Regions from separate parts of the Homo sapiens genome. Here region 1 is linked to region 2. Evidence: read pairs that join two places in POLR2A ChIA-PET (ENCODE). Cell type or tissue: PC-9. All regions are shown on one strand. Links, peaks and the distances in the headings refer to the core of each region. The heading gives the core; the rest is flanking DNA.

Evidence for each region. ChIA-PET counts read pairs that join two places held together with the same protein. Peaks named below come from ENCODE experiments on the same cell type or tissue, not always from the same donor. Only the 100,000 strongest peaks of a DNase experiment are listed, where the experiment ranks them.
Region 1: POLR2A ChIA-PET joins it to region 2 with 11 read pairs; 3 of 35 experiments call an interaction of 5 or more read pairs at or near these places.

Annotation. Positions count from the first base shown.
Region 1 is chr2:29,184,821-29,190,132 of GRCh38, forward strand. No RefSeq gene overlaps it. Among named protein-coding and RNA genes, the nearest start is that of CLIP4, 72 kb to the left of the region's middle. In PC-9, for the core only: no CTCF peak of the experiment used is centred there; no DNase peak of the experiment used is centred there.
Region 2 is chr2:29,127,782-29,133,170 of GRCh38, forward strand. It overlaps CLIP4 (CAP-Gly domain containing linker protein family member 4), which reads left to right. Exons shown (of 16, transcript NM_024692.6): 3 at 3,477-3,616; 4 at 4,371-4,464. It overlaps LOC124907747 (a long non-coding RNA gene), which reads right to left and starts at 2,567. Exons shown (of 2, transcript XR_007086264.1): 1 at 2,347-2,567; 2 at 1-33. In PC-9, for the core only: no CTCF peak of the experiment used is centred there; DNase peaks (open chromatin) are centred at 1,072, 2,240 and 2,710; H3K4me3 peaks cover 4,155 bases; H3K27ac peaks cover 4,250 bases.

The DNA.
Region 1 (5,312 bases), core at 1-5,000, 57 kb after region 2:
ATACTCAAGTGGGGATAACGTTGATCTCCAGTATTAAATATATATCTCTATCTATCTATATATATATTTTTTGAGGCAGGGCCTCGCTCTGTCACCCAGGCTGTAATGCAGTGGCGGGATCTCGGCTTACTGCAACCTCCGCCTCCTGGGTTCAAGTGATTCTCCTGCCTCAGCCTCCCGAGTAGCTGGGATTACAGGCACCCACCACCATGCCCAGCTAATTTTTTGTATTTTTAGTAGAGATGAAGTTTCACCATGTTGGCCAGGCTAGTCACGAACTCCAGACCTCAGGTGATCCACCTGCCTTGGCCTCCCAAAGTGCTGAGATTACAGGTGTGATCCACCGTGCCTGGCTGTGTTAGATATTTTTATTTCAGAGTTTTATTTTGAGGCTCCCTTTTTAGAATGTGTGATAATATTATTTAAACCACATCAACCAATGGCTAGAAGCCTATTGTGTTAAAATCATTCTTAATTGAGAAATAGTTCTAGTAATTTTAACTACTTACCAGATGGATATTTGTTATCTAAGTAACAAATGACTAAATGACTCAGAGACATATAATATTCATAGCCACATTGCAAGCCAATAGAAGGATTAATTTATTTTTTTCATGCCCTTTCCTTCACTTATTTATAATACAAATACAGTGGTTAATACAAAACTCACGTTATCGTGTATATTTTTAGTAATTGTTTAGTATCCCTTGGTACACAGGCCTTATTTACAAACAATGTCACATATACTGTTTGATTATAAAATAAACATTCCTAATGAAATTTGTGTATGGGCTGAACAAGTTAAGCTTTCAGGACATGTTAATAGTGTATTATAAGCAGAATATGATGCCTTTGCATAGGCAAAAAGATTTTGTTCTACCATATTTTTTTTGCTAATTCTCCTTTTTATGAGAGGAAAAGTATACGTGGTGGAATTTGAGTAGACGAGCACATATTACTGACATTAATATCGTTTCATTATGTGTGGTCAAATGAAACTTTTTGTTTTATAGCTCTCCCTTGAGAGCAGCCTCAAGGTGTAAGAGAAGCTTTTTCCGTTTATCTTTTTAGAATGTCTTCCAGTGAATAGAATGTTCATGACAATAAATCAGCAGCAAATTTCATCATTTACTATACCTTTCAAATAGGGCAAGCGTAGTCGTCATGGTGGTGCTGAGAAGGGGCAGGGCATTCTGAATTATTAAAGATATTTCAGGTGTTTAAATTGAGGCTGTTAGCTGAAAACATAATCTGTTCCCAAGGATCACTGGTGTCATTTTTTAAATGCTCATAAATCTGGTTTAAATTCGGCTCTAAAATCTCACATGAACCCAGATATGTGAGTTTGTTGCTACCGTAACCCCAATAGACTCCTGTGTCAGGAGAAATTTGGTCTCAGGATTAGATATGTAGTCAGAGTTGTTTCAACTGGCTACATAAAATCCAACTGGGATCAGTTGAACTGAGCAAGCTAACTATCCTGTACTGAATTTGAATTTTAGGCATTTCTAAAGCATGGAAGGTTTAACCATCCAAGTGCTGTGTTCTTGGCCTGTGTCCATCTGGTGGAGGTTAAGTTCTTTCAGTTCCAGCCCTTCATGACTTTATTCCACGTAGACAGACTTACCTTATTGAAGACTGAACTAATTATTATTTTTCACCTAACAAATCAAATCAGACTGACATGGAGATGAATCAGGTTAAGATTATATGCACAGCTTCAAGCCATGCGTTTTGTTCTTTTCTCTAGTATGACTTCTGAGATTCAGCTTGAAACTCAGTCAACAGTGTTAATGACATTGGCTGCCCCTGACAGTTCTTGTCGTGAAGGGTGGGTGTTACTATCCAGTATCTTTGGGGGGAAAAACCCCTATAATGGATTTTTAAATGAATTTTAATAGTCATAAAAAGTCTTGTATTGATGGCAAGGGGAAGCGGATTTTGCATTACAGACAATATAGAGCATTACAGAGCAGAAGAATAAAGCGAAAAATTATAGTCACCTTTATTGAACCTGCTAATACAAATGGATTTCTAATAAGAATTCCAATACATTACATATATTAGTGAAAATACTGTAATTTTTCAGATGATATTTTCTCTTTCTTGAAGGGAATAGAGCTTAGGGAATTAAGAAATAGCATGAGATTCTTGAGGCCTCACTTTACACCCCCTGGTGTGTGACAAAAGAAAATCCAGTGTAATTTTCTGCTTTAGTTTCTTATCCTTTATAAAACATCACCAGCTGTTTCCTGGTACGTACTTGAGGAAAAAGAATTTCTATCTTGAAAATTACTTTATTTCTTCTGAGAACTGTGAAATACTATATAAATATTACTTTGAGAATAATGCAAAAAGATTTAAATTGTTTCTTTTCTCAACTATTAGATGCAGTAAAATATAGGAAATTTGCCCACAGTCGTCACAATCTTATCTTGGTGGATTGTTTGAATTGGCTATATTTTTGGATTCCCTGTTTCTAGGGATCCATTATAAAGCTATATGGTTCACAACAGATCTCCAAAAATTGCCATCCAATGGCAGTGGATAGCTCTATAAAACCTGAAGAGAGGGGTTCTATCCAATTCTATGGTGATTGTGAGAGAAGACTCCTGTTCCTCATGAATTGCCCATCATAATGGCACTTGGATGCGCTTGTTGAGGAGCGTCAGAATCCACAGGCATCTCCTGCTCTCAAACACCTGGCCTGCTTTAGGCTTTGCCACCTCACTTTGGGAATGGGCACCGATGTGGTTTGGCTGTGTCCCCACCCAAATCTCATCTTGAATTGTAGCTTCTATCATCCCCATGTGTCACGGGAGGGACCTGGTGGGAGGTAACTGAATCATGGGGGTAGGTTTTCCCATGGTGTTCTCATGATAGTGAGTAAGTCTCATGAGATCTGATAGTTTTATAAAGGGCAGTTCCCCTGCACACACACTCTTGCTTGCCGCCATGTAAGACATGCCTTTGCTCCTCCTTTGCCTTCCACCATGATTGTGAGGCCTCCCCAGCCATGTGGAACTGTGAGTTCATTAAACCTCTCTTTCTTTATAAATTACTCAGTCTCAGGTATGTCTTCATCAGCAGTGTGAGAACAGACTAATACAGGCACTAAGAGGTGCAAATTGTCAACTGACAAAAAGAAAGTGCATCAGATATACCATCAAATATTAGGTGTGATAAAAGATAAGTTTTATGGTTTTACTTTGCTAATAAGGTTCCCATTATAGCAAATGTAATGAAAGAGAAATAAGTGATGTGGCACTGAAAGCATGAAAGTCATTAAATGGACATGACTCATAGTTCTGCCGGCTTTGCTGCTTTCTGGAAATCATCCCTGATTAATCTCGTTTTGCTATGGTAAGGATTTGATGATTTGTTAAAGAGATCTTTGAATAGAAAGATCTTTGAATAAACAGGACTGATACTAAACTCTCTGGTCTACTTCTACATAAAGATTACATATGATTTGTCTCACTGGGATAAGAGTTAAGGTCAAGGACACATGCACACACCAGTGATGCTCCACTGATAATGACTGGGTGTTGGAATTTACCTTACACAGGTGAAGTCCTACAGAATCATGGACTTGACAGTTAGAAGGGGCCTTTGAGACCAAAGCCTTCTATATATATCTCTATGTATATAGAAGATGGAGTCTTGCACTGTCACCCAGGCTGGAGTGCAGTGGCGTGATCTCCACTTACTGCAACCTCCGCCTCCTGGGTTCAAGCGATTCTCCTGCCTCACCCTCCCGAGTAGCTGGGATTACAGGCACCTGCCACCATGCCTGGCTAATTTTTTGTATTTTTAGTACAGATGGGGTTTCACTATGTTGGCCAGGCTGGTCTTGAACTCCTGACCTCGTTTTTTAAATAAAATGAGAGTTTCAGTAACTTGCTTGAGTCAGGGAGGTAGTAATTGCAGTCTAGTAGTGGTAGGTCTCTTAACTCCTGCCTGGTCTGCTTGCTGTTTTCTCAAGTAATTGATGAATGCTAAACCATCCGAGATGATATAATCATCTGAAGTTTTATCAATTTGATATTCATCTATGTTAGCAAATACCTCTTCTAATATGTAAATATTGTAGGGAGAAATACTACCCTAGCTGCTAAGGTTTCAATGTGAGTTTGTTTAATAAGACTGTCTTTCACCTAACACCAGCTGAAATGAACATTGAGTGATGGAGGAAAAATAACTGTGGGTTAGTTCTCACAAGGAGGCAATAAGTCTTAGGAAATTGATGGGATGGGGAGAGAGCCCGAGGATGTCAAGAAGAGGGATATAAGAAATGGACATGTGAAGGCACTAAAGACTAATTTTGGTATTTGTGCTTTTTCTGAGGTTAGACTTGTAGTGCCATCTTTCCATGTCAAGGGTAACACACCTGTTTTACACTTACTGCATGCTGAAGAGAGGAAGGTGATTCCTGTAGTTTTGTGGTCATAGTTCATGTAACTTCCCGTCCCCCGCACCCCCCGTATAGTAGTTTGTTCTTACCAAGTTTTTCAAATGTTTTACAGTTGTTAGGCTACGGCTAAAAAATGTTTTGCACCTGAGTAGTGCATCAAAAATTAAACACCCCCATTCAGGACACCAAATGAAAGTAGAATCTTAATAGAAGCCTTACTATTTGCTCTCAGTAATGATCTTGTATTTTACAGCAGCATGTTTAGGATTACGGGAATGCTGGTTTTGCTTTTTCATGCAACAACACAGGAGCCATCTGCTGCAATGAAATTAGCAAAGTCAAATTGTGTGTTCTTTAGGGACTCATTTTAAAAACCATTAAAGACAGATTGACAACACACTTCATACAATTTTATGAATCTTGTCATGCGTAGCCTGTTATTTAGAGTAACCTGAATTCAAATGCATCTCCTTTTAGGTCTGTAAAACTCATACGGATTTTAATCCTGCTATTACTACTGAAAACCTATTAAAATGGCTTGATCATTAGAATTTCTTAGTGGTGTGCTATGGGAATTTGGATATAAAGGCCCATGTTTTACAGAATAAACTTTACTGTAGTTACATAATACCTTACAGCTATAGGGTTTACTAAGTACTATGTGGAGATGCCAAATTTTTTTTTTAAAGAATTACTGAAATTGTGGTAGAAACTTTATGTTCTTCTTTTGAGCTGAAAAGGAGTTGGGTTCTGGCAGGGTTCCTGCTACTGTCATTAGAGTTAGGAGGAGGAATAAGTGCTGGTGTTCAGTTGCACAGTCGGGTGACTATGGTTAACAATAGTGTATATTTCAAAATAGCTAGAATAGAGGATTTTGAATGTTCTTACCACAAAGAAA
Region 2 (5,389 bases), core at 98-5,097:
TTTCAGGAAAATATCAGAGTAAAAAATCACTGTCTGTAGATGGCAAAAGATTTAAAATGTCCATAGTTACAGATTTGATGACAGTTCATTTTAATGCAATTGACAAGGAAATTTGGTTGTTTATTTTATAACATTTGAAGATAATAACTGGAATTATGACTGATAAAATTATACCAGAACATATCCAATTTCTAGGAATTTCATACAATTTCTAAAACACTTACATTAATAATATAGTCATACAAAAATAACATAAGGTTAAGCATCACCTTTGACAATGCTTCTCATGCAGTGTAATAGATCAAATAAGCCTAGTTAGTTTCACATATCAAATAAGCCTAGTTAGTTTCACATTTATTTGACAATGCTTCCCATGCAAAGATGCTTAATTAGTTTAATGTCTGTGTTTTTTTTTTTTTTTTTTAAAGAAATAGAACAAGATTTTCTAGGGGCCGTTGAAAAATCCCAGAGTTAGTCTAAGGTCAGAAAAGACTTCATTCAGAATTTGATTTTTGAGACGTTTATAAAAAGAATACCCAAAAGATTCAAGATTCAAAGCACTTGATTAAATAGGATTACAGGTATTTAGTTATCCATTTAACCAAAGTGACAAAGATTTCAAAGGCAAATACAGAGAAAGCCATGTAGTTGTTAAAAAAAACAAAAACAAAAAAAAACAAAACCCCTTGACTTTTTGAGAGAGAAACTTAATCAAAGACAGCACGAAGCACATGAAATTATCTTGACAAAATACAGAATCTTTGCTTTCTAGGCAGACCATTCAAAAGTTAAAGAAAAACCTTTCACAATCTCCCATCAAGAGCAGGCCCATACTCCAAGAAAGTTTAGTCGTTTTAACAGGAGCTGAAATGCTAGTTATGCATTATTTTGATATGAATGATAATAGATTCATTCAATTTTAGCCAGCTTAATCACACAAGATTCTCTCTCCCTCTTCTGAACTTCCTATAGCCATTTTGGTTTTTTTCCTTCATTTTCTTTTTCAGCAAAAAACATATCTTCCTACTTCACATTTTTTCTTGACTGTCACGCTAGCATTCTGTAGATTGAGAAATCTATGTAAATACACCATAATTTCTAGAAGCACGTTTCCTTATATTATAATTTTTCAGTGTAGCACAGGACATGTTTACTAACACACCCAGGTATCTTTAGTTTCTCTGTCCAAAAGTAGATAAGCTTATGTTCAGCAATTAATGTTTCAGTATTTATCTTATGTGGACTTACATTGATTTAATTCACTTGTTTTGAACAATTATGCTTGGATTACTTACGAAAATTTCATGAGACATTAAATAGCTAAGCATCATCTTGTTTTTCTTGCTGAGAAATTTTGTAACTTAGAGATAGCAGAGGCTTATTTGTAATTCACTTGTCTAACATGAGCTTATTTGACTAGTAGACCTACATAGAATCAAAGTTGTACGTCTGCCTTATGTCTAATGCTGACAACTCTGAAGGCATATTGGTTTTTTAAACTAAACCAACAATGTTTTTGTTTATTGAAAATTACCCAAGTCACATGAACTTGAAAAGCATTTGGATTAGTTCCTATTTTTCTGAGAGTTTTCAGGAATACTTAATTTATATAAGCACTTGTTTTTACTTATGTCTATTGAACATACATAGCTATAAGATCTCTGTGTCTGTTTGTGTATACAGACAGACACAGAGATCTTATAGCTTTCATTTCCAAATTTTAGCCATGTGTCAATTAAAATAATACAAAGCTTATTGGTTTATAAAAGAAGCTGGATCCAAATTGTACCTGTGAGAGATGGAACAAGTCAAGGTTACCTGCTCAGATGGCTACAGCTTTTTAGTGAAGATTTTTTTTTTATTTGAGTGCTGTAGGGATGCTTTTAGAGAAGCTATTTTTGAGTCATTTTGTGTTCAGCAGCTTCTGCATACAAATCAAAGAATGCATTCCATTGTCTCCAAAAGGCTTAGGATACTCCTCCTTCAAGGGCACTCCCAAAGGCAGACTATCTTACCTAAATTAAAGGTTCTCCGAAGTGGTCACTGAAATTGCAAATTATTCTTTGTAAAGTTCACCTATTTTTTCTTGTGAACTTTGTAAAGTTCACAAGATTCTGATCCACAGTGTTTTTGGACCCCATCTTTGCATTAGATTCTCTGAAAGGTCTTAACTATTAAGGATTCTTTTTTCAGCAGCTGCTCTGGAACACAGGGAATCATGTGTTTCACCCTTCCCCCTTTTGAACAGAATAGGTTGACTTCCTGAGAAGTTTCAGCAAAGGTTGTTCAGCATAATTGGAGAGTTCTACACAGAAGGAGGAGAGCTCAGATTCAAAAGAGACTTACTCTAGAACTCCATGGCTGGGTGAGAGAGCAGCCAGTGCTGCGGCCCTGGGTACCAGCACCTAGTTACTGGCCTTGGGGCTTCACAGGGGTCTTCTTCTGATCCTGCTTCTGACATCAAAAACTGTCAAAAGAAAATTCAGGGTGCTTTTCTTAATATAAATATTAAGTTAGTAAAAAACTGCAAATAGGGAGACTTCCAAATCAAAAGTGGTAAGAAGCTTGTCTCACGAAGGTTATAGTAAGGTTTATAAAGCCTAGAAAAGGAAATTCATACAGCTTAATTCTCACTGGTTAGAATGAGTGGGTTAGTTTAGTCATTACTGATTTGCTGCAATGTGCTGAGTCATGCTGACCAAGAAATGAAGTTCAAGCTTCATGTGCAGTTTAAGTAGGTGTTTTGGAGAATAGGTCCTTACAGGTTTTCCTGAGCTGGGGGTGGGACTTTGGCTCAGAGGCCAAGGTTTGTCTTGGCTTCTATTTTGATTTTTGCCTAACAGGACCATTTTGTTGTCTAAGCTTACGAATGTTATCACATTTCAGTTCAATCTTTCTGATTCTCTTCTGATGGACTGCTGCTCTGCTTGTATATGTGTCTTTAGTTTGGTGCCTCTCATCTTTTAGTTATGCTGACTCTAGAAGTAAGAACTATGTGTACATAGTATAATTTTGGAAAATATATAAATGCAAAGAAGAAAGCAAAAACAAAAAAACCTCAATGAGTCCCACTACTTATGCATGCTGTTACAATCTGAGCTCAGTGGTGAGTTACCTCAGCAAGTAGAATAATAGAGGAAAGAAGATAGACTTTGGAGACAGACCTGGTTTTCTACCCCAGATTTGCCACTTACTAGCTGTGCGATGTTGAGCTGGTATTATTTAGTCTGAGCTTTGCTTTCCTCATGTGCAAAATGAGAATAATACCTGCCAGGTAAGGTGTTGGTGAGGATTTTTAAAGTATTTAGTAAGTGCTCAGCAAATGTTCATAATATTTTCCTTATTTAGATACTTCTGATTTTTTTTTAGCATCTAAAATATTTGTATCATTTGAACCTTGGTTTTATTGTTTATTATTTTCAATATATTTATTTGAAACTTTTAGTAAATTTAATTTGCATCTTTTTTTATTTCAGAATTTTCTTTCTTTGATCCTAATGATGCATCATGCCAGGAAATTCTTTTTGATCCCAAAACTTCAGTTTCAGAATTATTTGCCATTTTGAGACAGTGGGTTCCTCAGGTCCAACAAAACATTGACATTATTGGAAATGAGGTAAGGAATTCTTACATTTTAAGTTTTGCATTGTTAGGATTGTTAATGGTATAGATTTTTTTCCCCATCTGAAAGGAAGATGGTAATAAAGGAGAAACCCTTTAAAAGTTCTGATATTTATTTGTATTTCCAGGATTTTCATGGGGCAGTGAGTTAATACTATATATTCTTCTGATTATTTCTTCATGCTCTGTACTTCTGACATTTGTAGACTCCTGGCGGGTGCAGGGAGGGGCATTTTTCATATTTCCTTCTTTGTAAAATTAATTTTGTAAACTTTTATGCATTTCATAAAGGGATTTGATTACCATCATGTTCTATTTACACTTTTGGTTGGTTTGGTAAATATATAGGCTTGAATGTAGTCTTTAAGAATATTAGATTTTTTGAGGGAGGGTTCCTTGACCAGTATGTTGCTGTGTTGTAGGAAGAGAGTGCTTATACTTTTTTCAAATATCATTACACGCATAGAAATAAAATTTTGCTCATTTTTGAGAGGAACATATTTGGAGTGCCAGATTACCTTTGGAATAATCTTTAAGAATTTCCTTCAGCCTGCTGACAAGTTCAGTTTTCATTATTGTTGTTGAGTACAGATTTAAAAATTTACCCTTAAGATATGCTCATACTGTCTATACATTTTACTGAGAAGTAATTCAGATACGATAGACTAACTTGGTTCCTCAGCATTGGTTTGAAAGCAATAGGTACCTCAGTAGTTAGGTTGTAACCATATTTTCCTTGACTGCTTCAGATTCTTAAGAGAGGTTGCAATGTGAATGATAGAGATGGATTGACAGATATGACTCTTTTACATTATACCTGCAAATCTGGAGCTCATGGTATTGGTAAGTGTGTGGTAAATCTATCAGTTGCTTATGTCATCTGCACTTGTGCTTAGATAATCTATATTTATGCCCATATATTGTCTGGGGGAAGGCACCCAGCTGATGATGATAATATTGCCTGAAGAGCTGAGGATTCAGTTAGGTCCTTCCAAAAACCATATTCCCTTTAATCAAGGAGGTCTTTATACCCTCCTGATACCTCTTAACTTTTCTGGATCAGGCCTCATGCCTGATTGCATAATAGATGAGAGTAACTAGTAACACCCTAAAATCTTTCTGAGGGTTTATAACAAGGTTTGACAGTCCAAGGTCAGTCTTTGCATACTGATCCCTAATCTTAAGACCCCAGTCTTGAGACCTAAGGTCTGTTCCTACATATGTAACATATGTGCATATTTTCCAAAATTGTTATTCTCTTGTGCTTTTTGTCATTGTATGAACCTGCATCTCTTACTTAACTATATATTGTGATTGTCTCTCCTTGTTTCAATAGTCTGATGTGGTGGTGCTGAAGCTACTGGTGGTGATGGACTCCTTTTTCCCCTCACAACTCATCATGAACTGATACTTTCACAAAATAAAATAAAAATGAATTTATAATACAAAATAAAATAAAGCCATAAAATATAAGCCCAAATATTTTTCAAATGGCATAAAACTGGCCAGGCATGATGATTTACACCTGTAATCCCAACACTTTGGGAGGCCCAGGCAGGAGGATTGCTTGAGGCCAGGAGTTTGAGACCAGCCTGGGCAACACAGTGAGACCTTGTCTCTACAAAAAATTAAAAAATTAGCCAACCATGGTGGTGCATGCCTAGAGTTTCAGCTGCTTGCGAGGCCGAGGTGGGAGGATCGTGTAAGCCCAGTAGTTGAGGGTTGGCGTGAGCTGTGATTGTATCACTACACTGCAATCTGGGTGACA